Regions from separate parts of the Homo sapiens genome. Here region 1 is linked to region 2. Evidence: read pairs that join two places in POLR2A ChIA-PET (ENCODE). Cell type or tissue: GM12878. All regions are shown on one strand. Region 1 holds the start of GP1BA (glycoprotein Ib platelet subunit alpha). Region 2 overlaps RABEP1 (rabaptin, RAB GTPase binding effector protein 1).

Region 1 (8,000 bases), 370 kb after region 2:
GAGTACCTAATGCTCACTGTGCTCAGCAGGTCCTGACCACGACCCTGACTCAGAGCTGAGGGCCTCCTTCCTGCCACTAGAGGCCCCACACGGCCATTAGGCCGTACCCACAGGAAGAGGCTGGAGCGGAAAGTGGGAAGCGAACCTCGAAGGAAGAGCAGCCAGGCCCGGGGCACTGTCACTTGCCGTCCCCTCTGCAGCTCCAGGTGTGTGGTTTGTGTGGCTGTGGTCAGAGCAGCACCTTGGCCAGAGTCCAGGGCCTGTGGTTTCACATGCCCAACCCAGCTCAGCAGCAGGATGAGGACCACAGAGGCAAAGAGCAGCCAGAAGAGACCCAAGACATAGAAGCCCAGGGGGAGGAGGCAGCAAAAGTCGGGGTGGAGAAAAGGGTCATTTCTGGAGCTCTCCAAATGCCCTTGGAGCACCCCACGGAGCTTTGGTGGCTGATCAAGTTCAGGGATGGTTTTTTTGGTGGATTCTAAGAGTGATACGGGTTTTGTGGTAGTTAAAAATGTGCTTTTTGGAGTGATCAGGCTTGTGGCAGACACCAGGATGGTCGGGCTTGTGGCGATGGTCGGGATTGGGGTGGGCTCCGGGGTGGTCGGGCTGGGGGCGGGCTCTGAGGTGGGCTCTGGGGTGGTCGGGCTGGGGGCGGGCTCTGAGGTGGGCTCCGGGGTGGTCGGGCTGGGGGCGGGCTCTGAGGTGGGCTCTGGGGTGGTCGGGCTTGGAGTGGGCTCCAGGGTGGTCATGTTTGGGGCGGGCTCCGGGACGGGCTCTGAGGTGGTCGGGCTTGGGGTTGGTTCAGTAGTGGATTTTGGAGTTTTGGAGAATGTGATGGATTCCATGTGAAGTGTGAAATTTGGGGTCCATCTAGGTGGGAATGTGGTCTGCTCCTTAGTGGATTCTTGTGTTGGATGCAAGGAGGAGGGCATTTGGCTGTCTAGAGAAGCAGTGGACCATGAGTAGAATAGACCCCAGGGGGTTGTATGGGCTTTGGTGGGGAACTTGACCACAGTCCTTGTGGCACGCACCTTATCGCCCTCAGTGTCCTCTTCTGGGTAGTAATCATATAGGTCTGTGTCACCTTCATCACCAAGGGTGGGGCACCCCTTTCCTGGGTATTTGTAGACGGGAAACTTGTCTGAATTGTCACACTGCACACTGGCCACGTTAGAGGTCATGGCCTTGACGTCCACACCTTGCTTCCATACGTAGACATTTTCAGCATTGTCCTGCAGCCAGCGACGAAAATAGAGGATCTCACAGTTGCATAACCAGGGGTTCCCGTGGAGAAAAGCAAAAGGCAGGAGGTGGGACCCAAAAAAGCCCTTTGGTATTGTATACAGCGAGTTCTCTTGGAGGAGAAGGGTGTCGAGATTCTCCAGCCCATTCAGGAGCCCAGCGGGGAGCTCAGTCAAGTTGTTGTTAGCCAGACTGAGCTTCTCCAGCTTGGGTGTGGGCGTCAGGAGCCCTGGGGGCAGGGTCTTCAGCTCATTGCCTTTCAGGTAGAGCTCTTGGAGTTCGCCAAGACCACGCAGGGCACCAAGAGGCAGCGAGGTCAGCCGGTTGAAGGAGACGTCCAGGACGGTGAGAGCAGGCAGTGTCTGCCCTAGCAAGGGCAGGCTTTGCAGCTGATTGTGGGATAGATCCAGGGTCCCCAGCACTGGCAGCGTCCCATCGACCTGGAGCTTGGTGAGCTCGCACCTATCTAGGTTCAGCTGAGTGAGGCGAGTGTAAGGCATCAGGGTTGCCAGGGAGAAGGTGTACAGGAGGTTCTCACTCAGGTGGAGGATGGTTGTGTCTTTCGGCAGGTCTGGAGGCAGCGCTGTCAGATTCCTCTTGTCACAGTTCACTTCTAGGTGGCTGGCCACTTTGGAGACCTCACAGATGGGGTGGGGGTGTAAGGGGCTTGGCAGCAGGAGCAGCAAGAGGAGGAGAGGCATGAGGACCTGTGGGCAAGGGAGCCTTGAGTGGATCCCCCTGCATCCCCTGGAAGCATCCCCCCAGGCCCCAGCCCCCTTCCCCCTGCAGCTTCGCTTCCAGAAACAGCATCCACACCTCCTGTCCTCCCTACTCCCATCTCCCACCCTTGCCTGCAGAACTTAAAACTACTAGCTCCAGGTCCTTGGCTCTTTCCCCTCCCTCAGACCCCTCTCCTGCCCCAGCACCAACCCCGGCTTACAGGCAGGCAGAAAGACCTCCGAAGGCACAGAGCGTCTTCTAGGGTGCCACTCGACTCCGTCCTTCTCTCTTCTAGCCCCATGGAGGACTAAGCCAGTGGCAAGGAAGGGGATGGGGGTGAGGAGGAAATGCAGGCCTGATAGGGATTCCAGTGACCGGGAATCCCCTGGACACAAGCCCTTATCGCCTCACTCCACGGCTTTCCCCCAGGCCCTCTTTGTGGTTCTCTCTTCCGCTTTCCTTTTACACAGGGGAGATGGGGGTGGACTCCTCCAAACAGCCTTCTGCCATCTTTTAAAAACCTCTCCAGGGCCGGGCGCGTGGCTCATGCCTGTAATCCCAGAACTTTGGGAGGCTGAGGCGGGCGGATCACCTGAAGTCAGGAGTTCGAGACCAGCCTGACCAACACGGGGAAACCCTGTCTCTACTAAAAATACATTAGCCAGGCGTGGTGGCGCATGCCTGTAATCCCAGCTACTCGGGAGGCTGAGGCAGGAGAATCGCTTGAAACCGGGAGGTGGAAAGAGGTTGCGGTGAGCCGAGATCGTGCCATTGTACTCCAGCCTGGGTGACAAGAGCAAAACTCCATCTTAAAAACAAAAAAACCTCTCCAGATGCCCGCTTCTCTTCCTCTTCACAGCTGCATTCTGAGAGTTGCCTACTTTTAATTCTCTCCCACCTTTCTCTCTGCCTTCTCACCCCAGTCTATGCTGATTTCTTTCCCCTGCTACTCCATTGACTCGGTTCTTACCAAGGTCTTTAATGCTCTCCCTCCTCTACATCCATGGGAAACTTCTCCACTGTGATCTTACTTTATTTCGGCAGCCTGCATACCCATGGCCACTCGCCCCTTGGGATTCTCCTTTTGGCCTCTGTGACACATGACCCTGTAATTTTCTTGGTTTTCTTCTTACCTGTTTGGTTGGGCCTTCTCAGTCTCCTTCATAGATTCCCCTTCTTGAACAATTAAACTGCCCCCAGAGTTTGTGCTTAGGCTGTCTTCATTCCCAGCTAATTTTTATATTTTTAGTAGAGACGGGGTTTCACCATGTTGGTCAGCCTGGTCTCGAACTCCTCATCTCAAGTGATCCACCCACATTGGCTTCCCGAAGTGCTGGGATTAGAGGCATGAGCCACCGCGCCCGGCATTCTCTTCTTTTCTTACGCTATGCAACCACCTGAGATTATCCTCATCCATTCCCTTGCCTTCAACCACCACCTACAACCTAATGACTCTCAAATCTATGTCTCTAGTCCAGACCCTTCTCCTGAGACACAAGCACATATGTCCAGCTGCCTTCTGGACATCTCTACTTGGATGTCCCACAGACACCAAAACAATATGTTCAAAGCTGAACTCACCATCTCTCTCCAAATGGCTTCTCCTCCTGTGTTGCTCAGCCTGGTGAGTGGCACCATCATCCACTCATTTACCTAACCATTCAGTCAACACAAACAAAATCCCTAATAGTCATCTCTAACGTCTCCCGTCTTTCATCCCCATCACCAAGTCCTGGTGATTTTATCTCCCGTCTCTCTCAAATCTACTCTCCATCCACACCATCCTGCCAGCATTCCTAGTCCAAGGTTGTTGTTGTTTCTTGTTCATATCCTCCTCCTCCTCTTCTTCTTCCTCCTCTTCCTCCTTTCTTCTTCTTCTTCTTTTTTTTTTTTTTTTTTTTTGAGATGGAGTCTTGCCCTGTCTCCCAGGCTGGAGTGCAATGGCTCCATCTCGGCTCACTGCCACCTCTGCCTCCTGGGTTCAAGCAATTCTCCTGCCTCAGCCTCCTGAGTAGCTGGGATTACAGGCACCCGCCATCATGCCCGGCTAATTTTTCATATCTTTAGTAGAGACGGGGTTTTACCATGTTGTCCAGGCTGGTCTCCTTTGCTCTGTCTCCCAGGCTGGAGTGCAGTGGCGCAATCATGCCTCACTCAAGGACAAACTCCTGGACCCAAGGGATCCTCCTGCTTCAGCCTCCCAAGGAGTTGGGACTACAGGCATGCACCACCACACCTGGCTGATTTAAAAATTTTTTTCTAGAGACAGAAAAACATTTGTTTGTTGCCTAGGCTGGTCTCAAACTCCTGGGCTCAAGCGATCCTCCCACCTCGGCCTCCCAAAGTGCTAGGAGTACAGGCGTGAGCCACCATGCCCTGCCCAGGGCACCATCTTCTCGCTACTGCTTCCCTGCAACAGCCTCCTTGCTGGTCTCCCAACTTCCCAATTCCCTTTCTTCTCTTTATTCTCCACTGGAGTGGTCTTTCAGAACTGCACATTTGCTCATATCCTTCCACTGCTTGAAATCCACCAATGGGCCAGGCACAGTGGCTCACACCTGTAATCCTAGCAGTTTGGGAGGCCGAGGCGGGTGGATCACCTGAGGTCAGGGGTTTGAGACCAGCCTGGCCAACATGGTGAAAACCCATCTCTACTAAATATACAAAAAATTAGCCAGACGTGGTGGCCGGCACCTGTAATCCCAGCTACTAGGGAGGCTGAGGCAGGAGAACAGCTTGAGCCCCAGGGGGCATAGGTTGCAGTGAGCTGAGATCACACCCCCTCACTCCAGCCTGGGCGAAAGAGCGAAATTCTGTCTCTAAATAAATAAATAAATTCACCAATGGCTCCTCATAGATCTCAGGAGAAAGTCTAAAGTTCCCAACATGGCCTGCAGGGTCCTGCAAGGTCTCCCCTTTGCCTGCCTGTCCAGCCCCATCTGTTCCCACTCTGCCCTTACTCTTGATCATTCTCTCCTGTGCCTGAACTTTTTCTTCAACCCTTATCCCCTTCTGCCTAACTTTTACTTATTTGGCAAGTTCCAGCTCAGAATTCCTTCCTCTGGAAAGCCTTTTCTGACTTCCGAAGACCAGGTTAAATGTCTATTACAGAAAGTCAGACACCATGCCCTGCCTGTTGGTCCACTGCCCCTTCTGTGATGAGAATGTGGCCCTGCACTGTTCCCCAGTAGGAGCTCCATGCAGCCGCCTGAGCCTGCCCCTATCTGCTTCCAGCTGGTGACCGGACAAGGGATAGACACTTAAGCCAGATGCAGTTAATCCATAGATTTGCCATTTATATAATTTGCCCGCTGCAAAGGTATTGGAAAATGTGGGGAAGACGAGGTAGTATAGAAAGTGAGGTGGGAGTTTGTCTGGAGAGAAGCCATGAAATTGAATAAGGACCCCGAGCCCAGAGGCTGTTGATTTTTTTTTTTCTTTTTGACCCTCACCCAGGCTGGAGCGCGGCGGCGCCATCTCCGCTCACTGCAACCTGCTCATGCGATCCTCCCGCCTCAGCCTCCCGAGCAGCTGGGATCACAGGTGCACACCACCACGCCGGGCTAATTTTCGTATTTTTAGTAGAGAGGGCATTTCACCATGTTGGCCAGGATGGTCTTGATCTCTTTTTTCGCTCTTGTTGCCCAGGCTGGAGTTCAATGGAGTGATCTCGGCTCATGGCGACCTCCGCCTCCTGGGTTCATGTGATTCTCCTGCCTCAGCCTCCCAAGTAGCTGGGATTACAGGCATACACCACCACGCCCAACTAATTTTGTATTTTTAGTGGAGACTGGATTTCTCCATGTTGATCAGGCTGGTCTTGATCTTCCGACCTCAGGTGATCAGCCTGCTTCGACCTCCCAAAGTGCTGGGATTACCGGCATGAGCCACTGCGTCCAGCCTGCTCATATTTTATTTAGGACTTTTGCCTCTAAGTTAGAAAATAGGAGTGGCTTATAGATCTCTTTTGGGGATCTTTGTCTGTTTTTCTGTTTGTTTGGTTTTATGATCAGAGTTTATGCTAGCCTTGTAAAATAAATTGGAAAACTATATTCTCTGGAACAGTTATAGATAGGGATTTTCTGTTCTACATAGATTGGTGGAGTTCACCTATAAACCCATCTGGAGGCTGGGCACGGTGGCTCACGCCTGTAATCCCAGCACTTTGGGAGGCTGAGGCGGGCGGATCATGAGGTCAGGAGATCGAGACCATCCTGGCTAACACGGTGAAACCCCATCTCTACTAAAAAATACCAAAAAAATTAGCTGGGCGTGGTGGCGGGCGCCTGTAGTCCCAGCTACTTGGGAGGCTGAGGCAGGAGAATGGCATGAACCCAGGAGGCAGAGCTTGCAGTGAGCCGAGATCGTGCCACTGCACTCCAGCCTGGGCGACAGAGCAAGACTCCGTCTCAAAAAAAAAAAAAAAAAACCATCTGGATGTGGTGCCACTTCGGAGATAGGTTTTTGTGTTTTTTTGTGTGCTTGGTTTGGTGTGATTTGAGACAGGGTCTCACTTTGTCACCCAGGTGGAATACAGTGGTGCCATCATGGCTCACTGCAGCCTCAACCTCCCAGGCTCAAGCGATCTTCCCACCTCAGTCTCCTGAGTAGCTGGGACCTCAGGCATGTGCCACTATGCCCAGCTATTGTTTTAAATTTTTTGTAGAGACAGGGTCTCACTATGTTACCCAGGCTGGTCTTGAACTTCTGGGCTCAAGCAGTCCTCCTCTCTCCACCTCCCAGCCACTCAAAAGGCTGAGGTAGGAGGACTGTTTGAGCCCGGGAGGTCGAGGCTGCAGAAAGCCATGATTGCAGCACTGCACTCCGGCCTGGGTGACAGGGTGAGACCCTGTCTCAAAATAAAATAAATAAATAAATAAGTTCCTTCCCTAATATTCTTCCTGTTATTGAAGCCACCTTTGCAAAATTATGACTGAGACAGTGAAAGAGATCTAACCTAAGCAACTCCATCTTGCTTCTAAGCTTTAAGCTGTGCTTGTTCCTTCCTGAGCATAGGCTGAACTAACTTTGAGAGGAACTTAGTTTATTGTTTATAGTTACAGGCGTGAGCCATCACACCCGGCCTAGAGTTTATAGTTTAAAACAAAGACGGTAATAGCCCTTTCCCAAAACAAACCTACTTCTTGCCTGAGAACTAGACTGCCTTTGTAGTACTAACAAACTAGCCAAGAGATTACCAATTATGGTTTAGGAGTCCGGGCGCAGTGGCTCACGCCTGTAATCCCAGCACTTTGGGAGGCCGAGGTGGGCAGGTCACCTGAGGTCAGGAGTTTGAGACCAGCCTGACCAACGTGGTGAAACCCCATCTCCACTAAAGATACAAAAATTAGCCGGGTGTGGTGGCTCCCACCTGTAATCCCAGCTGCTCCGGAGGCTGAGGCAGGAAAATGGCGTGAACCCGGGAGGCGGAGGTTTCAGTGAGCCGAGACCGCGCCACTGCACTCCAGCCTGGCCGACCGAGCAAGACTGTCTCAAAAAAAAAAAAAAAAAAAAAGAAAGAAATTACGGTTTAGGAGTCATGCAGCTGGAGGCTACAGGATTCTGACCCTCCCTGGACTGCCCGTAAGATCAGTGCTTGAGACGTTTTGCCGACCCTGCACTTGATGGATCAGCTGGCGCCACCCAGATCAATAAACTGGCTCATCTGATCTTGTGGCCCCCACCCAGGAACTGACTCAGCACAAGAGGACAGCTTCAGCTTCCCATATTTTCATCTCTGACCTGATCAATCAGCACTCCCGGCTCACTGGCTTTCCCCCACCCACCAAGTTGTTCTTAAAAATTCCAATCCCTGAATGCTCAGGGAGACTGATTTGAGTAACAGTAAAACTCTGGCCTCCCACACAGTCGGCTCTGTGTGAATTCCTCTTTCTCTATCGCAATTCCCCCATCATGATAAATCGGCTCTGTCTAGGCAGCGGGCAAGGTGAACCCATTGGACGGTTGCCTTATTACCTGAGCCTAGCCCAGGGGTGTGACCTAATCACGGACAAGTGTACTCCTCCTAGGATTTCACG
Region 2 (8,000 bases):
TCTAGAATCTCTCTCCCTTGCCCTCCCAATGACTCTGTAAGCAACTTCATATCTTCTCAAAAATACCTTTTCTGCTTAGACCAGACAGGACAAATTGTTTTGTTTGCAACCAAGAAGCTTGGGCAAAACATACTGTCACTCCCACTACCATACTCTTAAAGACTGCTCATAGGGTGCTAAGCAATGATTAAACAATAATAACAAACATCTACAAGGAATTAACAAGAGTTAGAGGGTAGGAAACACTTGAAAAATCTGCTTACGATCAACCTGGCTGATTTCATAACATCATACGGGGATGGGGGAGCACATACTGACTTCCTTCTCAAGAGTACAGTATAGAAAGGTCCCCCCGCTTGCACCCCAAGAAAGAGAGAGAAACTTGACCAATACTACCTCAGTAGGGGTGGTCAAGGCTACACATCACTGATAAGCCATGTATGTAACCTTGATGTGACACAAAGAAAACGATACTTTACCCATGTGCTCTTCCTCCCAAGACGCTATGTCAGTCTAATCATGAGAAAAACATCACACAGATCCCAATTTAGGGACATTCTGCAAAATACCTGACCAGTACTTCTTAAAACTGGCAAGATCATCAAACCAAAGTCACAGAAACTTTCACAGTCTAGAGAAGCCTAAGGAGGCCTGGCAACAAAATGTAATGTAACAGCCTTCAAGCTTAACAGAAATGAAAAACTCATGCACTTGAATGCTTAGCTGGGTAGATTTTCCTTCCCATCTAACTGCATATTATACTCTATAAGACCCAGTCATATCTCCTAATATAACCCTCAGTTTTGCCTGGAGTCCAATCAGAGAGAAAAAGCAGTTTAGAAATGAGTGTAGGCCAGGCACGGTGGCTGATGCCTGTAATCACAGCACTTTGGGAGGCCGAGGTGGGCAGATCATGAGGTCAAGAGATCAAGAGCATCCTGGCACACATGGTGAAACCCCATCTCTACTAAAAATACAAAAATTAGCCGGGCATGGTGGCAGGAGCCTGTAGTCCCAGCTACTCAGGAGGCTGAGGCAGGAGAATCGCTTGAACCCAGGAGGCAGAGGTTGCAGTGAGCCGAGATCACGCCATTGCACTCCAGCCTGGCGACAAGGAGAGACTCTGCCTCCAAAAAAAAAAAAAAAAGAAAAAGAAAAAGAAAAGAAAAAAAGAAAAAGAAATGAGTGCAGAGAGCAGCTTGAATAGCCCTGTAAATGAGAAACAAACCCCAATGACAGCAGAGAGGACTGGGTCACAAGGCAAAAATAAAACCGTGACTAAAAATGAATTCAGAACCACGTAATATAAGGGCAAACAAAACTAACTGAAAACACACTTCAGTGGCCCTAGGGACTCATTAGCTTACCGCTCAGTACCAAAACTAACTTCCATAATACTAAGTCCTCAATAAAAGATTAAATGATGCCCAGTGTTCTCTGTTTAAGGATAATAGTGATAATAGTGATTTAAGTAAAACTGCTTAAAAAAAAAAAAAAAACCTGCTACACACCTAGTACCCAGACTGTGTTCTCTAAATGACATTCCCCACTAAAAGGAACTAGGGATCCTTAGGAAAAAGGACCAATTCCAGGTCCAGGGCAGGAAGTGTACAAGATAAGCCTGGAACATCTTGTCTGTTAAGGTTATATAAAAAGATTTAGGAGTCAATGTAAAGAGGCCACACACTGGCCAAAAATGAGACAGTTTGGGTATCAGTGTGGTAGGCTGAAACTTCCTCCCACCACACCCCCTCCACACACACACAAGTGCGCACGACAACTGGGGAATATGTGAACACAGAATGGATATTTGGTGTTACTGTTAACTGGTTTTAGGTGTTATAATAGCATTGTGGTACGTTTACACATACACTGAAATATTTCCAAATAAAATCACAGATTCCTAGTTTAAAATCCTGGAGGAGGCCGGGCACAGTGGCTCACGCCTGTAATCCCAGCACTTTGAGAGGCTGAGGCGGGCGGATCACGAGGTCAGGAGATCGAGACCATCCTGGCTAACACGGTGAAACCCCATCTCTACTAAAAATACAAAAAATTAGCCGGGCGTGGTGGCGGACGCCTGTAGTCCCAGCTACTCAGAAGGCTGAGGCAGGAGAAAGGCATGAACCCGGGAGGCGGAGGTTACAGTGAGCTGAGATCTCGCTACTGCACTCCAGCCTGGGCGACAGAGCGAGACTCCGTCTCAAAAAAAAAAAAAAAAATCCTGGAGGAGGTGGGAGTTATACGTGAGACTGGCCATACATTAAGAATCATGACACATGGAAGGTGGTGACTCTACATACTAATATTTTTAAGTGTTTAAGAAGCTCCATATGAAGATATAACGAGGCATTATGCACATACACACACAATTCAGAGTGGAGAACTATTCATAAAGAATATCATAATCTCTGGTTATTACCAGTTCCTCTAATATAAACAGTAATTGGTTTAGAATAGTCTTAAGATTTCTATCATTTACAAGAAAAAAGCCTAATGCAACAAAAAACACCTCTTAGAACCATATTTAATTATACCGTAAAACGAATCAAATTCCCTATATATACTCTTCCCTTGATTGTAACATAGAAAATTTTAAAATGTAGATGTAATTCCTTATCTCCCTACACTTGGGTTATAAAAAGGCTACACATTAGCTATAAACTCTACAGTGGGGGTTACTTATCAGAAGAAAAGTTCTTCTAAATAAATAATAAAAACACAGGGTTATATTTTATTTACAAGGAAAGTTGGCTGCATTATTTATGGGCTTTTCCGAAATAGCAAGGTCATACACAGAGAGGGAACAGAATTTTTAATAAATAGCTATCTGCCTACATGTGGATGAAGGAGATTAACTGTATGTCTCAGGAAGGGAACACAAGAACCAAGAGGAAAGAGAAGTCTTAAGGAAAGAACGCTGATGTTAACACTTGGGAGGAAACTCTTGATTAAAGCTACAGAAAATGAAATGTGTAATTGAGCTAACAATCAAGTATCCATTGCCTATTTATCAACTATTATATGAGAAGCCATAGAGCATAACAGCTGAGAGCACAGGCTCTGGAATTAAACTAGGGTTTGAATCCCAGCCCTCCCACTAAGCTGGTTCCTTCTCTCCATCTGTAACAAGGGGGACTAATAATAGGACTATCTTCTAGCTTTGTAGTAAGGATTAAATAATTCACAAATAGCTCTTCATGGAGTATCAGGCAAGTTATTTTATACACTGGCTCATTAAATTTTCAAACCAAACCATAAAATAGGCATTATCACCCCAGTTACAGATGCAGAAACATTCTAAGATTAAGCTAACCTATTGATATACAGCTAGTAAGTAGCAGAGCTGGATTCAAACACTGACCTGCCTGGTTCCAAGGCCTAGCTGGATTTCCCCATGATTACAGGTGTTTAATAGAGGAGATTCATGAGTCACATGAGCAGAAGTTGTAAACGGTGTAATACCACCTCCTAGGGATGTTCTTCTTTTATGCAGTCACACTGTTCATTTATACGTTGAAATCTGTAAGCAATCTGTATTAATTACAAATTATTTTCCTTTACAATAAAGGCATTATGCTGTTAGGTTTTGGGGTTTTTAAAAAAGTCTTGTGTACAATTTTATATCAGAATGGTAAAGGGGGTATCCTAAAGCATTTTGTCATAAACCAGTGGTTCTCAACTAAAGGTCATTATACAATTTCACCACCAAGAATTTATCCTAAGGAAATAATCATAGATATGTATAAAGACATAATTGCAAGAATATTGACTGCAGTATCAGTTAAAATTCCAAAACATTCGGAAAAAGTCAATATCTAACAATAGAAAACTAACAAAAAGCTGGGCACAGTGGCTCACGCCTGTAATCCCAGCACTCATGGAAGCTGAGGCAGGCAGATCATTTGAGCCAAGAGTTCGAGACCAGTCTGAGCAACATGGTGAAACCTCTTCTCTACAAAAAATAAAAAATTAGCCAGATGTGGTGGTGCACACCTGTAGTCCCAGCTGCTCAGAAGGTTGAGGATCAACTGACCCCACGGGGTCAAGGCTACCGTGAGCCATGACTGTACCACTGCACTCCAGCTGGAGCTACAGAGTGAGACCTTGCCCACCCCAACCAAAAACAAAAAGAAAATAAAATTGACAAAATAAATTATGCAATAGCTATACAAGTTAAGATGAATCTTGAAAGAGAACATAAATTCTATCAAATGTTCAGAGAATATTTTCTATACTACTTAAACTGTCCTCAACATAGAAAAAAATGAAATGTTTCCCGTTTTACCAAGCTAGTATAATCAAGATACCAAAACCAGGCTGGGCACGGTGGCTCACACCTGTAATCCCAGCACTTTGGGAGGCCAAGGCGGGTGGATTACCTGAGGTTGGGAGTTTGAGACCGGCCTCATCAACATGTAGAAACCCAGTCTACTAAAAATACAAAATTAGCCGGGTGTGGTGGCACATGCTTGTAATCCCAGCTACTTGGGAGGCTGAGGCAGGAGAATCACTTGAACTTTGGAGGCGGAGGTTGTGGTGAGCTGAGATAGCACCATTGCACTCCAGCCTGGGCAACAAGAATGAAACTCTGCCTTAAACAAACAAAAAAAAGATACCAAAACCCAATGCAGTACCAAAATGGAAAACTACAAGCCAATCTCACTTATGAATATAATCGCAAAAATTCTCGAACCTTAGCAAATCAGATCTAGCTACATACTACAATAACAATCCATCACAACCAAGTTGAGTTCATCTGAAGTGCGCAAAAACAAACATCCAGAAATCCATTAATGCAATCCGTTTTGTTAAACACATCAAAAAGACCTGAGATAATCTCAGTGAATTTTAAAGAAAAGTAAAGGAATTAGAGAGGAAACAGCTATGAGAAACAGACTATCCAATATAAGGATGATCCATGTGCCTGAAGTAGAGAACCCAACAAATGTAACTAAGAAAACAGTAGAAGATTTAAAGGAATAAATAGTCCCAAAAAGAAATCAGAACTAAATCTACAAAAAATAATGATGTGGCAAACAGGCCCACAGAGGAAGAAAGCAGAAAACTGAAGAAACTCAGATCTTTGACATCCTTGAGCAGCTGAACCAAATTTAGAATGCTCTACTTGTGAACGTGTAACACACAGAAAAACTGAACCCTTCACTTTTGAAGCTACTAGGGGTTGGCTTTCCAGTTGGTCTCAGACAGTTATTCCTAATGACACAAAAGAACATATAAAAACTTAAATGTATCAAAAGTATCAAATTTTAAATGTATGTAAACTTTGACAGAACAGGGATTTAGCAGAGGGAAGTATTTGGCTAAATATTTAGAGACACATGTATCAGGATGTTTGCCGCAGTGTCCTTTGAAATAGAAAAAAATAAAAACAATACTTACTAAGAGGGTTAATTAAACCTATTATGGAATCCATACATTAGAATACTATTGTTACATACCATTAAAAATAACTTTTTTTTTTTTTTTGAGACGGAATCTTCCTCTGTTGCCCAGGCTGGAGTGCAGTGGCATGATCTCAGCTCATGGCAACCTCCACCTCCTGGGTTCAAGGGATTGTCCTGCCTAAGCCTCTCTCAAATAGCTGGGATTACAGGTGTGCACCACCACGCCTGGCTAATTTTTGTTATTTTTTTTTAGTAGAGACGGGGTTTCACCATGTTGGTCAGGCTGGTCTCGAACCCCTGACTTCAGGTGATTTGCCCGACTCGGTCTCCCAAAGTGCTGGGATTACAGGTGTAAGCCACCGCATCTGTCCTCAAAAATAACATTATTTAATAATACATCATGAACATCTCTTCATTTAAGTGGGAAAAAACATGCTATAAAAGTACTGTAATTTTCTATCAAATTTTTACGTTTTTTTTTAAACATATTTTATACATATGAAACTCTAAAAAGACAATACCGTTGGCCGGGCACGGTGGCTCACGCCTGTAATCCCAGCACTTTGGGAGGCCGAGGCCGGCAGATCACAAGGTCAGGAGATCGAGACCACCCTGGCTAACGTGATGAAACCCTGTCTCTACTAAAAATACAAAAATTAGCCTGGCGTGGTGGCAGGCGCCTGTAGTCCCAGCTACTCGGGAGGCTGAGGCAAGAGAATGGCGCAAACCCAGGAGGCAGAGCTTGCAGTGAGCCGAGATCGCGCCACTGCACTCCAGCCTGGGTGACAGAGCGAGACTCCATCTCAAAAAAAAAAAAAAAAAAAAAAAAAAAAAAAAGACAATACCGTTTTCCCTCAGTATCTGAGGGAAATTGGTTCCAGGACCTCTCAGATACCAAAATCTGATGATATTCAAGTCCCTTATATAAAACAGTGTAGTATTTGCATATAACTTATGCATATTCTCCCATGTACTTTAAATCACCTCTAAATAACTTATAATACCTAATACAATGTAAATACTATGTAAATAGTTGTCATACTGCATTTTTTAATTTGTATTCTTATTGTTTTATTGGTTTATTTTCTTGAGTTGGAGTCTCACTGTCACCCAGGCTGGAGTGCAGTGGCGCCACCTCAGCTCACTGCAACCTCCGCCTCCCGGGTTCAAGCAGTTCTCCTGCCTCAGCCTCCTGAGTAGCTGGGATTACAAACGCGTGTCACCACGCCCAGCTGACTTTTGTATTTTTAGTAGACAGGGTTTGTCAGACTGGTCTCGAACTCCTGACCTCATGATTCCCCCGCCTCAGCCTCCCAAAGGGTTTATTTTCAATCCCCAGATGGTTGAATTCATGAAAGTGGACCCCGCAGATACAGAGGGCTAACTGTATACCAAAGTGTTAATAAACTGTCTTTGCTGACTGTTCACTTTACACTTTTTTTGCATTTTCTTAGTTGTCTGCAATGGGCAATATAAATTTTATCTGTAATTATAAAATAATTATAGAAAGAAAATTAATGACAAGTGCAAGATGTGGAAGATCCAACTTGACAAACAGCTCACATAGAAACAACTTAATAATTGAAATGATGTAGAAAAAAATTGGCCACTGTTTAAAAATAAATTTAAACACTAACAACATAAGTTATGAGCAGCTATCTAATTGATTTTGCGACAGAGAACATCTTTGAAAATGTCAAAATATTACCAATAAGTTTGTCCAAGTGAAATTTTAGATTTCTTTATAACAAAAATTATCCCAATGGCCAGATGCAGTGGCTCACACCTGTAATCAAAGAACTTTGGGAAACTGAGGCAGGTGGATCCCTTGAGCCCAGGAGTTTGAGACCAGCCAGGGCAACAAAGGGAGATTCTGTCTGTACAAAAAATACAAAAATTACCTAGGCATGGTGGCATGTGCCTATAGGGCCCTCAGGAGGCTGAGGTGAGAGGTCAAGGTTACATTGAGCCGTGATCACACCACTGCACTCCAGCCTGGGTGATGGAGAGAGACCCTGTCTCAAAAAAATAAATTACCCCAAAAGCCAAAATAAGAAAAAACATGGAAAATACCTGTAAATATCTGTAACAAATAAAAAACAAAGGCCAATGTCTATGAAGATATTATATACAAAGAGATATATATAGAGAGAAAGATATACAGATTTTTTTTTTTGAGGGGGGAGACAGAGTTTCCCTCTTATTGTCCAGGCTGGAGTGCAATGGTGCAATCTCGGCTCACTGCAACCTCTACCTCCCAGATTCAAGCGATTCTCGTGCCTCACCCTCCCAAGTAGCTGGGATTACAGGCACGCACCACCACACCCAGCTAATTTTTGTATGTTTAGTAGAGACGGGGTTTCATGTTAGTCAGGCTGGTCTCGAACTCCTGACCTCAAGGGATCCACCTGCCTCAGTCTTCCAAACTGCTGAGATTATAGGCATGAGCCACCACACCTGGCCAATATTTATAAATTAATAAGAAAATGAACAAGGCACAGCAGCTCATGCCTGTAATGCCAGCACTTTGAGATGCCAAGGCAGGCAGATGGCTTGAGCCCAGAAGTTCAAGACCAGCCTGGGCAACATGGA

Evidence for each region. Peaks named below come from ENCODE experiments on the same cell type or tissue, not always from the same donor. Only the 100,000 strongest peaks of a DNase experiment are listed, where the experiment ranks them.
Region 1: POLR2A ChIA-PET joins it to region 2 with 5 read pairs; 3 of 35 experiments call an interaction of 5 or more read pairs at or near these places.

What each region holds. Positions count from the first base shown.
Region 1 is chr17:4,926,548-4,934,547 of GRCh38, reverse strand. It overlaps GP1BA (glycoprotein Ib platelet subunit alpha), which reads right to left and starts at 2,271. Exons shown (of 2, transcript NM_000173.7): 1 at 2,183-2,271; 2 at 1-1,949. The coding sequence starts at 1,943. RefSeq lists an enhancer at 6-225. In GM12878, a CTCF peak has its summit at 82; a DNase peak (open chromatin) is centred at 156; H3K4me3 peaks cover 335 bases; H3K27ac peaks cover 875 bases.
Region 2 is chr17:5,292,879-5,300,878 of GRCh38, reverse strand. The region is part of intron 1 of RABEP1 (rabaptin, RAB GTPase binding effector protein 1); the gene reads right to left. Among named protein-coding and RNA genes, the nearest start is that of RABEP1, 15 kb to the right of the region's middle. RefSeq lists a silencer at 1,349-1,398. In GM12878, a CTCF peak has its summit at 3,458; a DNase peak (open chromatin) is centred at 1,274; H3K27ac peaks cover 1,242 bases.